Regions from separate parts of the Homo sapiens genome. Here all the other regions are linked to region 1. Evidence: chromatin contacts called from ENCODE Hi-C or POLR2A ChIA-PET data. All regions are on one chromosome and are shown on one strand. The core of a region is the stretch at or near the end of the contact, and the rest is flanking DNA. Distances in the headings are between cores, read along the strand shown. Region 1 overlaps CFD (complement factor D). Region 2 holds the start of TMEM259 (transmembrane protein 259). Region 3 overlaps ARHGAP45 (Rho GTPase activating protein 45).

What was found. A loop is a pair of places that touch in the nucleus more often than their neighbours do. ChIA-PET counts read pairs that join two places held with the same protein, here RNA polymerase II (POLR2A). Pooled maps may share reads with other maps.
Region 2: a pooled map shows a loop between it and region 1 (10-fold over the local background). The contact joins the promoter of TMEM259 here to the enhancer-like site in region 1. A Hi-C loop is called at or near these places in 3 of 37 single-sample maps with no recorded cell type and 10 of 50 pooled maps. POLR2A ChIA-PET finds 5 or more read pairs at or near these places in 8 of 52 experiments (AG04450, CD4-positive, alpha-beta T cell, CD4-positive, alpha-beta memory T cell and 5 more).
Region 3: a loop to region 1 is called in a pooled map, with 3 times the contacts of the local background. The contact joins two enhancer-like sites. A Hi-C loop is called at or near these places in 8 of 50 pooled maps. POLR2A ChIA-PET finds 5 or more read pairs at or near these places in 6 of 52 experiments (CD4-positive, alpha-beta T cell, CD8-positive, alpha-beta memory T cell, HEK293 and 3 more).

Annotation. Positions count from the first base shown.
Region 1 is chr19:862,746-865,245 of GRCh38, reverse strand. CFD (complement factor D) reads right to left here. Exons shown (of 5, transcript NM_001928.4): 5 at 1,605-2,154. The coding sequence ends at 2,008. Among named protein-coding and RNA genes, the nearest start is that of CFD, 4.3 kb to the right of the region's middle. Within about 2 kb of position 1,250, at least 8 of the 41 ENCODE cell types and tissues checked have a DNase peak (open chromatin) inside an H3K27ac peak, as active enhancers do.
Region 2 is chr19:1,017,446-1,022,372 of GRCh38, reverse strand. It overlaps TMEM259 (transmembrane protein 259), which reads left to right and starts at 1,250. Exons shown (of 11, transcript NM_001033026.2): 1 at 1,250-1,601. The coding sequence starts at 1,377. RNU6-2 (RNA, U6 small nuclear 2) reads right to left here and starts at 851; the gene lies at 745-851. RefSeq lists silencers at 1,059-1,168, 1,329-1,398, 1,429-1,488, 3,747-3,966 and an enhancer at 2,764-3,363.
Region 3 is chr19:1,080,065-1,084,778 of GRCh38, reverse strand. It overlaps ARHGAP45 (Rho GTPase activating protein 45), which reads right to left. Exons shown (of 23, transcript NM_012292.5): 13 at 4,661-4,714; 14 at 4,400-4,524; 15 at 4,232-4,315; 16 at 3,993-4,097; 17 at 3,715-3,887; 18 at 3,041-3,229; 19 at 2,818-2,955; 20 at 1,713-1,939; 21 at 1,426-1,636; 22 at 433-541. Among named protein-coding and RNA genes, the nearest start is that of POLR2E, 13 kb to the left of the region's middle. RefSeq lists a cis regulatory region at 1,963, enhancers at 1,879-2,048, 2,513-3,388 and a silencer at 2,223-2,712. Within about 2 kb of position 2,083, at least 10 of the 41 ENCODE cell types and tissues checked have a DNase peak (open chromatin) inside an H3K27ac peak, as active enhancers do.

The DNA of each region.
Region 1 (2,500 bases), core at 1-2,500:
ACGTCAGTGTGATTCCTAGGTGAGTGTTCCATAGCCCCAAAAACACCCAAGCACAGTGTTCATCAATCCATCCCCCCTTTTCCCAGCGGACCTGCCTCTCAGATCATCAGTCTTTTTTTTTTTTTTGAGATGGAATCTCGCTCTGTCACCCAGGCTGCAGTGTAGTGGTGTGATCTCCACTCACTGCAACCTCCACCTCCCGGGTTCACGCCATTCTGCCTCAGCGTCCCGAGCAGCTGGGACTACAGGTGCCTGCCACCACGCCCGGCTAATTTTTTGTATTTTTAGTAGAGACGGGGTTTCACCGTGTTAGCCAGGATGGTCTCGATCTCCTGACCTCATGATCTGCCCGCCTCAGCCTCCCAAAGTGCTGGGATGACAGGCGTGAGCCACCGGCACCCGGCCCATCAGTCACTTTTTCTTTTCTCTTTTTTTTTTTTTTCTTTCTTTTTGAGATGGAGTCTCCTTCTGTTGCCCAGGTTGAAATGCAGTGGTGCTATCTCGGCTCACTGCAAGCTTCACCTCCTGGATTCAAGCTATTCTCCTGCCTCAGCCTCCCAAGTAGCTGGGACTACAGGCATCCGCCACCACGCCCGGCTAATTTTTTTGTATTTTTAGTGGAGATGGGATTTCACCGTGTTGGCCAGGATGGTCTCAATCTCCTGACCTTGTGATCTGCCCGCCTCGGCCTCCCAAAGTGCTGGGATTACAGGCATGAGCCACCGCGCCTGGCCCATCAGTCTTTTTCTACGATAGCGCCTGGCTGCCCCTCCACCAGGTGGGAGAAAGGGCACAGGGCCTCAGGTGTCCTCCCTGGCCTTGCCAAGAAGGGTGACCTGAGGTCCAGGGCCTCCAGCAAGCAGGTGCCGCTGCTCGTCGTCCTGGTGTGGGTCTGGCCGCACCCAGGGTGGTTTGTGAAGGCAGGCTCCGTGGCTCTGGGCTCCAGTCCAGGCTGTGTCCTGGAGCTTCTGTGTAAGGTCAGGAGAGTCGCACAGTCCCTGTGAGCCTCAGTTTCCCCTTATGGGATATGGGTCATAGGAACACGGCCTCGAAGGGTTTCTGTGCACCTGAGTCTCAGCCCACAGCCTTGCACACAGAAGACGCTCACATTCCCCTTGGTAAGCAAAGGGAAACGGTATGAGCCAGACCAGGAGGGGACACCCATGCCTGGCGGGCCTTCGCGCGTGTGTGTGTGTGTGTGTGGCAAGGGCGCCGCCGTGTGGCCGCGTCAGCCCCACGGAAGCGCTGGACCCGGAACTTCGCTGTATTCTCCGTTCTTGCGCTTTTATCTGTAGCTTCCCGCGTTCCTCTTTTTTTAATGTTTCTGTTTTTGTTTTGAGACAGAGTCTCGCTCTGTCACCCAGGTCGGAGTACAGTGGTGCGATCTCAGCTCACTGCAACCTCCGCCTCCCGGGTTCAAGCTATCCTCCTGCCTCAGCCTCCTGAGTAGCTGGGGCTACAGGTGCCCACCACCACGCTCAGCTAATTTTTTTTTGTATTTTTAGTAGACACGGGGTTTCACCATGTTGGTCAGGCTGATCAGGAACTCCTGACCTCAAATGATCCGCCCGCCTCGGCCTCCCAAAGTGCTGGGATTACAGGCGTGAGCCACCACGCAGAATTTTTTTTTTTTTTTTGTAGAGAGAGACAAGGTTTCACTCTGTTGCCCAGGCTGGAGGGCAGTGGTGCAATCACAACTCACTGCAGCCTCAGCCTCCTGCGTTCAAGTCATCCTCCCACCTCAGCCTCCTGAGTAGCTGGAACTACAAGCACCCACCTCCATGCCCGCCAATTGCCCAGCTAATTTTTTATTTATTTGTAGAGATGGAGTCGCGCTACGTGGCCCATGCTGATCTCGAACTCCTGAGATCCAATGATCCTCCCACCTCGGCCTCCCCTTCTGCATATAGTAGGTGCTCAATAAAGACCAACCAGATGCAGGAGTGGATGACTTCATTGCTCGGGACTTTGTTGCTTGGGTGACCCTGACCTTCAGGCCCCGGCACCCTAGGCCAGGACGCTGTCGATCCAGGCCGCATAGCTCGCCACGCGGGTGTAGATCCCGGGCTTCTTGCGGTTGCCGCAAACGCGCGAGCCCGAGGTGACCACGCCCTCGAGCACGCCCCCGCACACCAGCGGGCCCCCGGAGTCACCCTGCCGGAACAGGACGGGGCCGTGAGGGGCGGCCCGCGCCCACCCCGGCCTCACGTGTTAGACCCCCTCACCTGGCTGCCGCTCCCGCCCCACAATGCTCGCTCATCCCTCCCGTGTTAATTTGGTCTTCACTAGTCAATAGCCCCGCGCCACGCCTATCGCCTAGGCCACAACCACAAGCCACGCCCCTCTAGGCCCGCCCCCAGCTCCTGGCCACACCCCCTCTGGCCTCAACCTCACCACGTGTTCCCCCGACCCCACCCCGCTCCAAGCCCTTTCCAGTATGGGGGTCCCACACCTCATTCCTGCTCTTCCAAGCTTTGACTTGCCGTGGATCCCACTTCTG
Region 2 (4,927 bases), core at 1-2,500, 160 kb before region 1:
AATAGCCGGGTGTGGTGGCGGAAGCCTGCAATCCCAGCTATTCAGGAGGCTGAGGCAGAGAATTGCTTGAACCCAAGAGGCGGAGGTTGCAGTGAGCCGAGATCACGCCACTGCACTCCAGCCTGGGCGACAGAGTGAGACTGCGTCTCAAAAAAAAAAAACAACACAAAACTTTTTTTTGGCGGGCTTGGTGGGTCACACCTGTAATCCCAGCACTTTGGGAGGCCTAGGCGGGCAAATCACCTAAAGTTAGGAGTTCGAGACCAGCCTGACCAACATGGAGAAACCGTCTCTACTAAAAATATAAAATTAGCCTGGAGTGGTGGCGCATGCCTGTAATCCCAGCTACTTGGGAGGCTGAGGCAGGAGAATGGCTTGAACCCGGGAGGCGGGGGTTGCAGAGAGCCGAGATCGCGCTTCTGCGCTCCAGCCTGGGCGACAGAGCGAGAATCCATCTCAAACAAACAACCAAAAAACCCAAAAACCATAGTATCCTCTTGTGTACGCAGCCGGCACTCAGTAAGTGCCCCTGAAGAGCACTTATTTATTCATTGCTGCGCGAAGCTACGGGGGCAGGTGGCACAGCGCCACGCAGGAGTAGAGACTGCCAGATTGTTCTACCGCCAACCTTAGTGGCGCCACAGGAGATGGACACGGGAAGACTATGACGTTACTGGCCCTGTGACGTCATGGCAGGATCCGGGCAAGAGAAGCCAAACGAGGTGACGAGCTGTAGACTACAGCAAAAATATGGAACGCTTCACGAATTTGCGTGTCATCCTTGCGCAGGGGCCATGCTAATCTTCTCTGTATCGTTCCAATTTTAGTATATGTGCTGCCGAAGCGAGCACGACTCAAGGGTTACTGTCACACCTATTTTAAGCCCTTCAATCAAATCATCTTTTGGTTAGGATAACTTATGGTCGGTTTCATATTTAGCATAATTTCCTACAGTGGTATGTTGCAGAACAACTTTCGTGCTTACGCTTACTTTGATGTCTTCGATCACGTAAAATCCCATATCTTATCGTAATTTTACCGCCTTATACTGGCCTCATAGCCGCGGTGGATTGTGGGTGCCAATATGCAAAAGAGGTGGCCCAGATGCAGGCCCGCCCCCTGGAGCGGCCGAGGTAGGGGGTGAGGCCTCCGCGGGCGCCGCTGGCATCCCAGCGTTCTCTGCGGGCGCAGGGGGGCCGCTCTTGCCCGGCGTGGCGACTCGCTAGCGTCAGCAGCGCCGCAGCCGGACGAGAAAGCGGAAGATGGCGGCGGCGGCCGGGAGGCCGTGAGGAGAGCGGCGGCTGCGAGGGCGGCCGATGGCGGCCGGGAGGCGCCCTCGGACACTTGCGGGTCGTTAGGGCGCGACGCTGGGAGGCATGTCGGAGCACGTGGAGCCCGCAGCTCCGGGGCCCGGGCCCAACGGCGGCGGCGGCGGCCCGGCCCCCGCGCGCGGGCCTCGCACCCCCAATCTCAACCCCAACCCCCTCATCAACGTGCGCGACCGGCTCTTCCACGCGCTGTTCTTCAAGATGGCTGTCACCTATTCGCGGCTCTTCCCGCCCGCCTTCCGCCGTCTCTTCGAGTTCTTCGTGCTGCTCAAGGTGACCGCGGCCCCGACCCCCGACCCTTGACCCCAGCGGCTGTCCCGACCCCCAAGTCTGCTACCTCCGACCGCGACCCCTGGCCCCGCTGGGGACAGCGAGCGCCACCCTGCACCCTGAGGCCTATACCCGGCCCTACCGATTAGGGCTCTCCCTCGCGACCTCTGACCCTGGGATTGGCCAGGGACACCGTCTCGTGACCCCATCCCGCCCGGGGACGTCCACCCGGGAAGGCCGGATCCCGCTGCACTAGAAGCCGCTGTTCTCTACTCTGGAAACCTCACTGTCAGCTCCCTCCAGGGCCCATCCTGTCCCCGGCGACCGCCTTTCCCAGGTCCCCACCTACCCAGGCTTGGAGTCCGGTCCTGGCCTGCGAGGTAGCACCTCCCGCCCTTTGACCCCTGACTGTGCCGCCTGAGACCCTCAGTTCCGAGGCCTCTCTCCCCTCCCAATGTGCTGGCCCAGAACCCAGCCTGACGCAGGTCTCCCTCGGACCAACCCCTGTCCTGGAAGTCGACTCCCCACTCCCCTCTCTCCCTCCTTGTAGCCTTTCAGCTGCGTTCCCCGCTCCTGAGCCTCAGGGGAATGTGACTTAGCTGAGGTCACCTCGCTAGGGTTAGCGGCAAAGTCACCGGCAGCAGCGTACCACCCCATCCCCGGCCTCTTCCTCCGCTGGGTCCCCACTCCCTTCCTGCTTCAGGAGCTCAGGTTGTGGGTCTGTCGCCCGTGCCTCCCCTATGAGGCACCGGCCTCCGCGTCTTGGGCTCTGTCCCCCTCCCGCCCTCCTCAGATGGCAGAGGTCTCAGCCGTGCAGGACAGGCATCGGCCTGACTCCCTCTGAGAAGGAGTCTTGCTTGGGTGACAAGAGGGGCTCAGTAGCAGCTGCAGCCCCTCAGAAAACAAGCTGGCCGGGGTCCTGGGCCACCTGGCGAAATGGGGACGTGGCCGTTTTCGTTCTGCATCAGAACACCGCCGCGCCGGGGCTTGGGGGCTGCTGAAGTTGCGCCGTGAGCTTTTTGGATCTAGCCTGCAAAGAGGGGTCCGATGCTGGCGGGCCAGGCTGCGATCGTGGGCAAGTTCCCAGCCTGACACAGGTTGGTCAGGAGCTGGCTGCTTTTTTGGGCTCGGCAAGTGGAGCTGGACCTTGGCCGTCCTGCGGACCTGGGTGTGGGTCCCAGCCTGCTGCCACTTCACGGAAGGCCCCCCAGCCTCCAGATCCGTGCCTCCCCAGGCCAGAGCTCAGCCCATCATCCTTCCCACCTTCCTCCCTGCAGCCCCCCAGAGTGGCATGGTCGCCTCAGTAGGCACCTGAGCAGGGCTGTGAAGGGTTACGCAGGCAGGCGGCCTTTCCCGGCTCTGGGGTCCACAGACGGGGCCTGAAACTGTGGACGGAGGCTGGTCTGTGGACGTGGGTTTTCCTTCCATGGAGTAGCCTGGGAACAGGATGGAGCCACTGTGTCCTTAGGCTTGTGGAGGGTGTGTGCTGGGTGCCAGGCCAGGTTCCCCCGACGGAGCTCAGCCTCCTTGGGAGGTGCATCCCTGTCGCCTGGGCCCTGGTCCCACCATGTCCCGGTTTGGAAAGGGATCAAGCCTACCCGGCTCCATCTCCAGGCCAATACCACTCACAGGTGGTCAGATGGGGCTGGGCCAGAGCTGGAGTTCCCCGTCTTCTGTGTAGGGTGGAGACTCTTGGGAGGTTCTCAGTAACCCCAATCCCTCCTCTCTCAGCAGAGGGCTTTGGACTGTGAGATCTCTGGGTGGTGAATTTTTTTTTTTTTTTTTTTGAGATGGAGTCTTGCTCTGTCACCCAGGCTGGAGTGCAGTGGTTTGATCTCGGCTCACTGCAAACTCCACCTCCTGGGTTCAAGCAATTCTTCTGCCTCAGCCTGCGGAGTAGCTAGGATTACCGGTGCCCACCATCACAACCGGCTAATTTTTTTGTCTTTTTAGTAGAGACTGGGTTTTGCCATGTTGGCTAGGCTGGTCTCAAACTGCTGATTTCAGGTGATCTGCCCGCCTCGGCCTCCCAAAAGGCTGGGATTACAGGCGTGAGCCACCATGCCTGGCCTGGGTGGGGAAATCTGTTCTTTGTGAATTTTCCACCCGGTAATCTGGTGGCACAGAATCTGACCCTGCTGCCTTCACTTTTACTTATCTGCAAAGTGCAGGCTGGAACTGCCTGATTTCAGAGGCTGCCTTGAGTTCCAGAAGGCTCCTCTGCTTCCTGCCTGCCTGGCTTCCGGGGGTCTCCCTGCAGAGAGCCAGGTCCTCCCTGGTATGATCCCTTCAAGGTGGCTTCATCCTGTGGCATCTGTGCAGCTGAGCTCCCAGCCCTGAGCTGGCATGGAGTCCCCCAGCTCTCACCCATGCCTGGGTGGCTTTAGGAAATGCCAGGATCTCCCAGCTCTGAGCCAGCATGGAGCCCCCCGGTCCCTCATCCATGCCTGGGTGGCTTTAGGAAATGCCAGGCAGTGCCAGGTGCTGGGGAGAGAGGAGGCGGCAGGGGCCTGTGTTCCAGGGGCCCTCGGGAGACCTCCATCCAGCCTCAGTATCCACCTCTGCTGGCCTTCATGGCCCTGAGCCCAGTGTGGCAGAGACTGTCCATCTTGGGGCACTGGGTGCCTGCACCTGTGCGGTTGGGCTCTGGACCCAGGTGACCACCAAGTGGATGCCCACAGGGTGAAGGGGTCTCGACTCAGCACCCCTGGACATGGGCAGGGGCCCGCGCCTAGCCACAGGGAGTAATGGGGCTCCTCTTGTGGGGTCGTGACGATTAAAGACGGGGTATGTGAGACCCCAGGGGCCCTGCTCTGAATGGGGGACCTGTCACATTGAGGCCACTGTGAGGCTGCAGTGGAAGGAGAGGCCCCGGTGGCCTGGAGGCAGGAAGCACCCCGGGTGGACAAAGGGGAGCCCCAGGTAGTGTTTCCTGGCTGGGGCTGAGGGCTCTGTGTCCCACCTGGGAGGAGAGTGTGGCTCCGCGGGCTTGTGTGTCCGTCGGTCTGTGGGTCAGTCAAATACCCAGAGAGCGGGCAGGCTGCTCCTGGCACTCCAGGTCTGTGGGGAGACAGGAAAGGAAAGGCCCACCCAGTGGCCGAGTGTTGGGGTGCCCTGAGAGCCTCGGCCAGAACATCCAGGAAGCTTCCTGGAGGAGGCGGTGAGCACGGCCCCAGGCTGGGGGAGGTGCTCCTGTGGGTGCAGCCGTGTGTGGGCTGACCCGGAGGAAGGAAGGGTCATAGGGGTGGGGTGACTCCTGTGCTGGGTGGGCAGGGCCTCCTGGAGGTGAGCCACAGCCAGTGGGATGGGGTGGGGTGTCCAGGCAGCTG
Region 3 (4,714 bases), core at 834-3,333, 220 kb before region 1:
GAAGACAGACAACACAGGTGTCCCATAACTAGATGCGGCACTCGGCCAGCTGCCTCTGACAGGTGGTGCTGGCCCCACGTGGGTCAAACTCCCAGCCCCACGCCCTTCTCTAGAAAAACGGGCTCCTGCAGGAAAGGCACTTAGCCTGACCTGGTGCACCTGGAGCCTCACAAGGCATCAGCCCCACGTTCACGTTACTGGTTTCTGAGTGCGGGGTAGGCACCTCAAAAGGCACTGCCTTGCCTGTTTTTGCAGCCGGTTAAAGGACACTGAATGAGTAGCTCATAGGTGTGGTCTCCGTGGCAGACGAAATCCACAGAATGTGCAGCACCGTGGACCCTGCCACGTGTGTACAACTAGGTCATGGCACCTGCGCCCATGGGTGGCACACGCCAGCCTCCCTTGGGGCCGTTCGGGCAGCCACACACTCACCTCTGCACCCGTCCGCCGCCGCCTCCTGCAGCGGGTAGACCACCGCCTCGCCCGCCTCCAGGTACGGCACCTGGACGACTACCTCAGCTCGCTGGTTGGATGACTCGTCCTGCAAGTGCAGAACGGAAGTCATAGAGGGGCCGGGGCTCCATTTTCCATGTTATAAATTAACAAACCCACCCACACAGCCCGTAACAGCTACTGACACCCGCTGTTGCCCAGGCGGTCTGTCCTCAGCCAAGAGCAAACCCGAGAAACCGCAGCCCCTAAACACCCAGGGAAGATGGATTGAAAGAATACGAGACGCCGCGTGCAGTGGCTCACACCTGTAATCCCAGCACTTCAGGAGGCCAAGGGGGGTGCGGATCACTTGAGGTCAGCAGTTCGAGACCAGCCTGGCCAACAAAGTGAAACCCCATCTCTGTTAAAAATACAAAAATTAGCCGGGTGTGGTGGCCGGCGCCTGTAGTCCCAGCTACGCGGGAGACTGAGGCAGGAGAATCGCTTGAACCTGGGAAGCGGAGGTTGTGGTGGGCTGAGATCGCCCCATTGCACTTCAGCCTGGGCAGCAGGAGCGAAACTACAACTCCCAGAAAAGAAAATCTGAAGCGGGGAATTGACCTCGCGGCGGAGTGCAGTGGCAGCTCGGGCAGGCTGTGGACACCGGGCCAGCGTGGAGCTTGTGGCTGCAGGCAGCACCGGGATGGGAAACGGGGAAGGAAGCTGGGGGTGAAGGGTGAGGCCCAAGGCCAGCCCCAAGGGAGAGTGGAGGGGCGGCCGCAGAGCCTTTGCACCTCTGCCAGATTCAATGCAGACCTCGCTGAGTTTTTTGCATAAAAGACACAAAAAGACAGTGGCCTCCCGAACAGCCCTGTCCAAACCAAATTATCTCCCTGTGGTTCCTTGGGCTTCATCCGACAACGACTGTCCCCAGCAGCGCCCCCTGCTCCCCAAGCCCCGAGTGGCCAGCCCCGGTCAGGCCCACACCCTCACCTGGCCCCCGGGGGTCTCCTCCGGCTCCTCCTCGAAGACCAGGCCGTAGTGGACGATGAGAGTCTCGATGACGCGGGCCTGATGGGGATAATCCACCAGGGAGGAGAGGGACACGGTGGCCTCGGTGGGCCGTGGCCGAAGCAGCGTGGGCCCGAACACGATGCCCAGGTTCCCGGGGGTCATCTTGTTGTCCTGCTCCACCTCCACGATCCTGCGGGGTGGGCAGGGGCCAGGTGCTGAGCGGCTCCCGGGACCCCGCGCCCTCCACTCCATATGCCGGGACTCACCTGCGTAGGTGACGCAGCAGGTACTGCAGCGAGGCCCGGTTCTCAGGCGGCAGGTCCCGCAGGAGCTCCCGCAGCCGACCTGCCAGGGCCACCGCCACTGCCTCGCTCTCCGAGCCGTCCTGCCGGCCCCGGGACGCCGCCTTGGCCTCGGCCTCTGCCTTCAGGCTGTCCTTGGCCAGCCCTACGAGCTCGTGGTAGAGGCGGAAGGAGATGAGCGGCTCGGGAAGCTGCGCAGAGTCAAGGGTCAGCAGGTGTTGGTGGGCCTGGCCCAGCCCCCACGTGTGCCTGCCACGCCCCCAGCCTCAGCCCCACCCCCACAGAGCACTGGCCACACCCCACCGAGCTCGGGTTCCACCCAGAGCGGCGTCAGTCCCCTTTCCCAGCCCAGCGTGAGCCCTGCCCCTCCTACCCGGGCCACGCCCGCAGCTCCACTCCCTTTCTCGCTCTGGCCACGCGCGCCCCGCCCTGCAGGTACCCTAACGAGCTCCGGCTCCACTCAGCATAGTCTGACCCCTTCCCAACCACCTGCGAAGTGCTGGTCCCACTCCCATCCCAGCCCAGCTCCGCCCTTCCCCAGACATGACCACGCCCCTAGCCCCAGTCCCGCCCTTCCCCGGGGATGACCACGCCCCTGGCCCCAGCCTCGCCCCACCAAGCCCAGGCCCCACCGCCAGCCCCGCACTTGTCTAGCCTCAGCCCCGCCCCTAGCCTCATACGGGTCCCTGCCAAGCGCTGAACACGCCCATCTTGCTCTGGCCACGCCCCACCGAGCCCCGGCCCCGGCCCCGCCCCCGCACAGCGTCAGGTGTGCCTCTGCCGTGGCCACACCCCTGCCACGTGCTGACCAAGCCCCACCCCGCCCCTCCTGTCCCTGTCCGTGCCTCGGCGCAGAACTGGCCCCGCCTCGCTCCTACCGTGACCACGCCCCCAGCCTCAGCCCTGCCCTGCCAGGCACTGTCCCGCCCACCCTGTCCTCCCCAGGCCCCCGCTTGCGCCAGTCCTGCTCCAGCTCAGTCCTGCTCCAGCTCCCGGACCCCCACCCCGCCTCCTCCTGCCTGGCTACGCCCCTTCCAGGCTCTGCCTGGCCACCACCGGTGGGTCTCACCTGACGCAGGTAGAGCTTGAGGACGTTGCTGATGTCGTGGGGCGAGGCCTGCGACAGCTCGACCAGCTCCTTGCCGTTCTCGAAGGCCTGGCACAGCTTCTCCACGCGTGTCTTTACCCCATTGACCCGGTAGATGCCCTGCGGGAGCCCGGGGGTGGGGAGGCCCATCAGCCTCGGCCCACTCCCGCCTCCTCGCTGTGAGCCGCTTCCTCCCCCGCCTCACCTTGGTGCGCAGCGCCCGCCGCTCGATCTCGCAGACGCACTTCTTGACGATGAAGGGCACGCCGTCGGGGGCGCTGCGGGCCGCGTGGCTGAAGTCCTGGCCGAACAGCTGCAGGCGGCCTTGCAGCTTCTTGTGCCCGCACTGTATGGCCAGCGTCTCCAGACATTTCTTGTGGCAGGCCAGGCAGCACTGGGGGCGGCCAGAGTGAGTGAGCCCAGCCCCGGGGCGCCCAGCTCAGCGCAGCCCCCAGCGGCTCCACCCCACCTCCCCGGGGCGCTCACAGCCCCCACACGGCAGCTTCTGCAAACACAAGCTGGACAGTGGCTCGTGGCTTCCACCCCAGGGGTGATCCCGCCTGCCCTGTGGCCTCCTCTCCTTCCCGCCCCTTGGTTTTCTGGACACAGCTCCAGGGCCTTTGCCCTCCAGGTCTTCTGGCCACAGCCCCAGGACTCTTCACCCTCCAGGTCTGCCCCCTGCCTCGCTGCCTCAGAGAGCCAACCCTGCTCCCCAGAACTAAAAGAGCCCACCCCACCCCCTCCGTTCGCTTCCTTCCAAAGGCGTCCGACTGCTCCCTGCTCTGGGCCGGACATTCCTGAGGGCACACAGGCCGGCGGTGCTGGGCACCCCAAAGGCTCCCGAAGGCTCCCAGCTGTCCGTCGGGGCGTCCCACTCACCTCTTCACACTCAGCACCCTGGAAGTAGACGTAGCTGTTGCACTCGCGGCACTTGGCGGGCGTGCGGAGCTTCCGGAGCCGGTGAGTACGGGCCGCCTTGGACAGCCCCTCGTGGCGGAACGGTCCACTGGGCACGGCCACCGGCAGCTCGGGGGTCATGCCGTTGAGGTCAGCTGCGGGCAGCACAGGCAGCCGGTGTCACCAAGGCAGCTCAGGGCCAGGCCCATGGACTGTGTCCAAACCCCCCTCTCTCTCCAGCCCCGTCAGGGGACCCTCACCCTGCTCAAAGGCTGAAGCCCCGGCTCCACCGTCTGGGTCCACCAGCTCCTCCGTGGACGACATGGTACCACTGGATGACGTCCGCTCGAACTTCTTAAAGTCCCCTGGGCGGGAATCAGGACTGTTCAGACTCCCCCAGCCAGGGGGGCCCCCTCCATCACCCCGGTGGGTGATGAAACCCTGAGGCTCAGGAGAGGAGGCAGCTCCACACCCCAGCCCGCCAGAGAGCCTCCCTCACCTGCGCCAGGGCCGGGGTCCAGCCCACTGTCCGAGTCTGAGATCGAGAGCGGCCATGACTTGTGAACCTGGTGTCCTCGCCCGGCTGGAGAAAGAGGCGTCTCTGGTGAAGGGCCAGGGTGGGTCGCAGGGAGCCAGCGTCCGCCCCTGGGCCCCGCCGGACACTCACCCCTGTGGTCCTTGGCAGGTGTGCCCTCAGTGCACCCGCCTTCTTCTGGGGGGCTCCCGGCAGCCTCCGGCCGCGCCACATCACTCACGTTGAAGCTGCTCTTCCGGGCACGCATGACGGGGGACCTAGTGGAAGAAACCGGGAAAAGGAGGGGAGGTGATGGGGGGCAAGACAGCTTCATCTTCATGCCCCCGACAGAGGGAAGCCCGGCTCCCAGGCAGGGCCTTGTGCGCCGGGGACAGGGCAGCTGGGTGGCGGTACCAGGCGTTGGCGGAGACGTGGGGCTCAAAGTCGTAGTGCACATCGGGCTCCTGG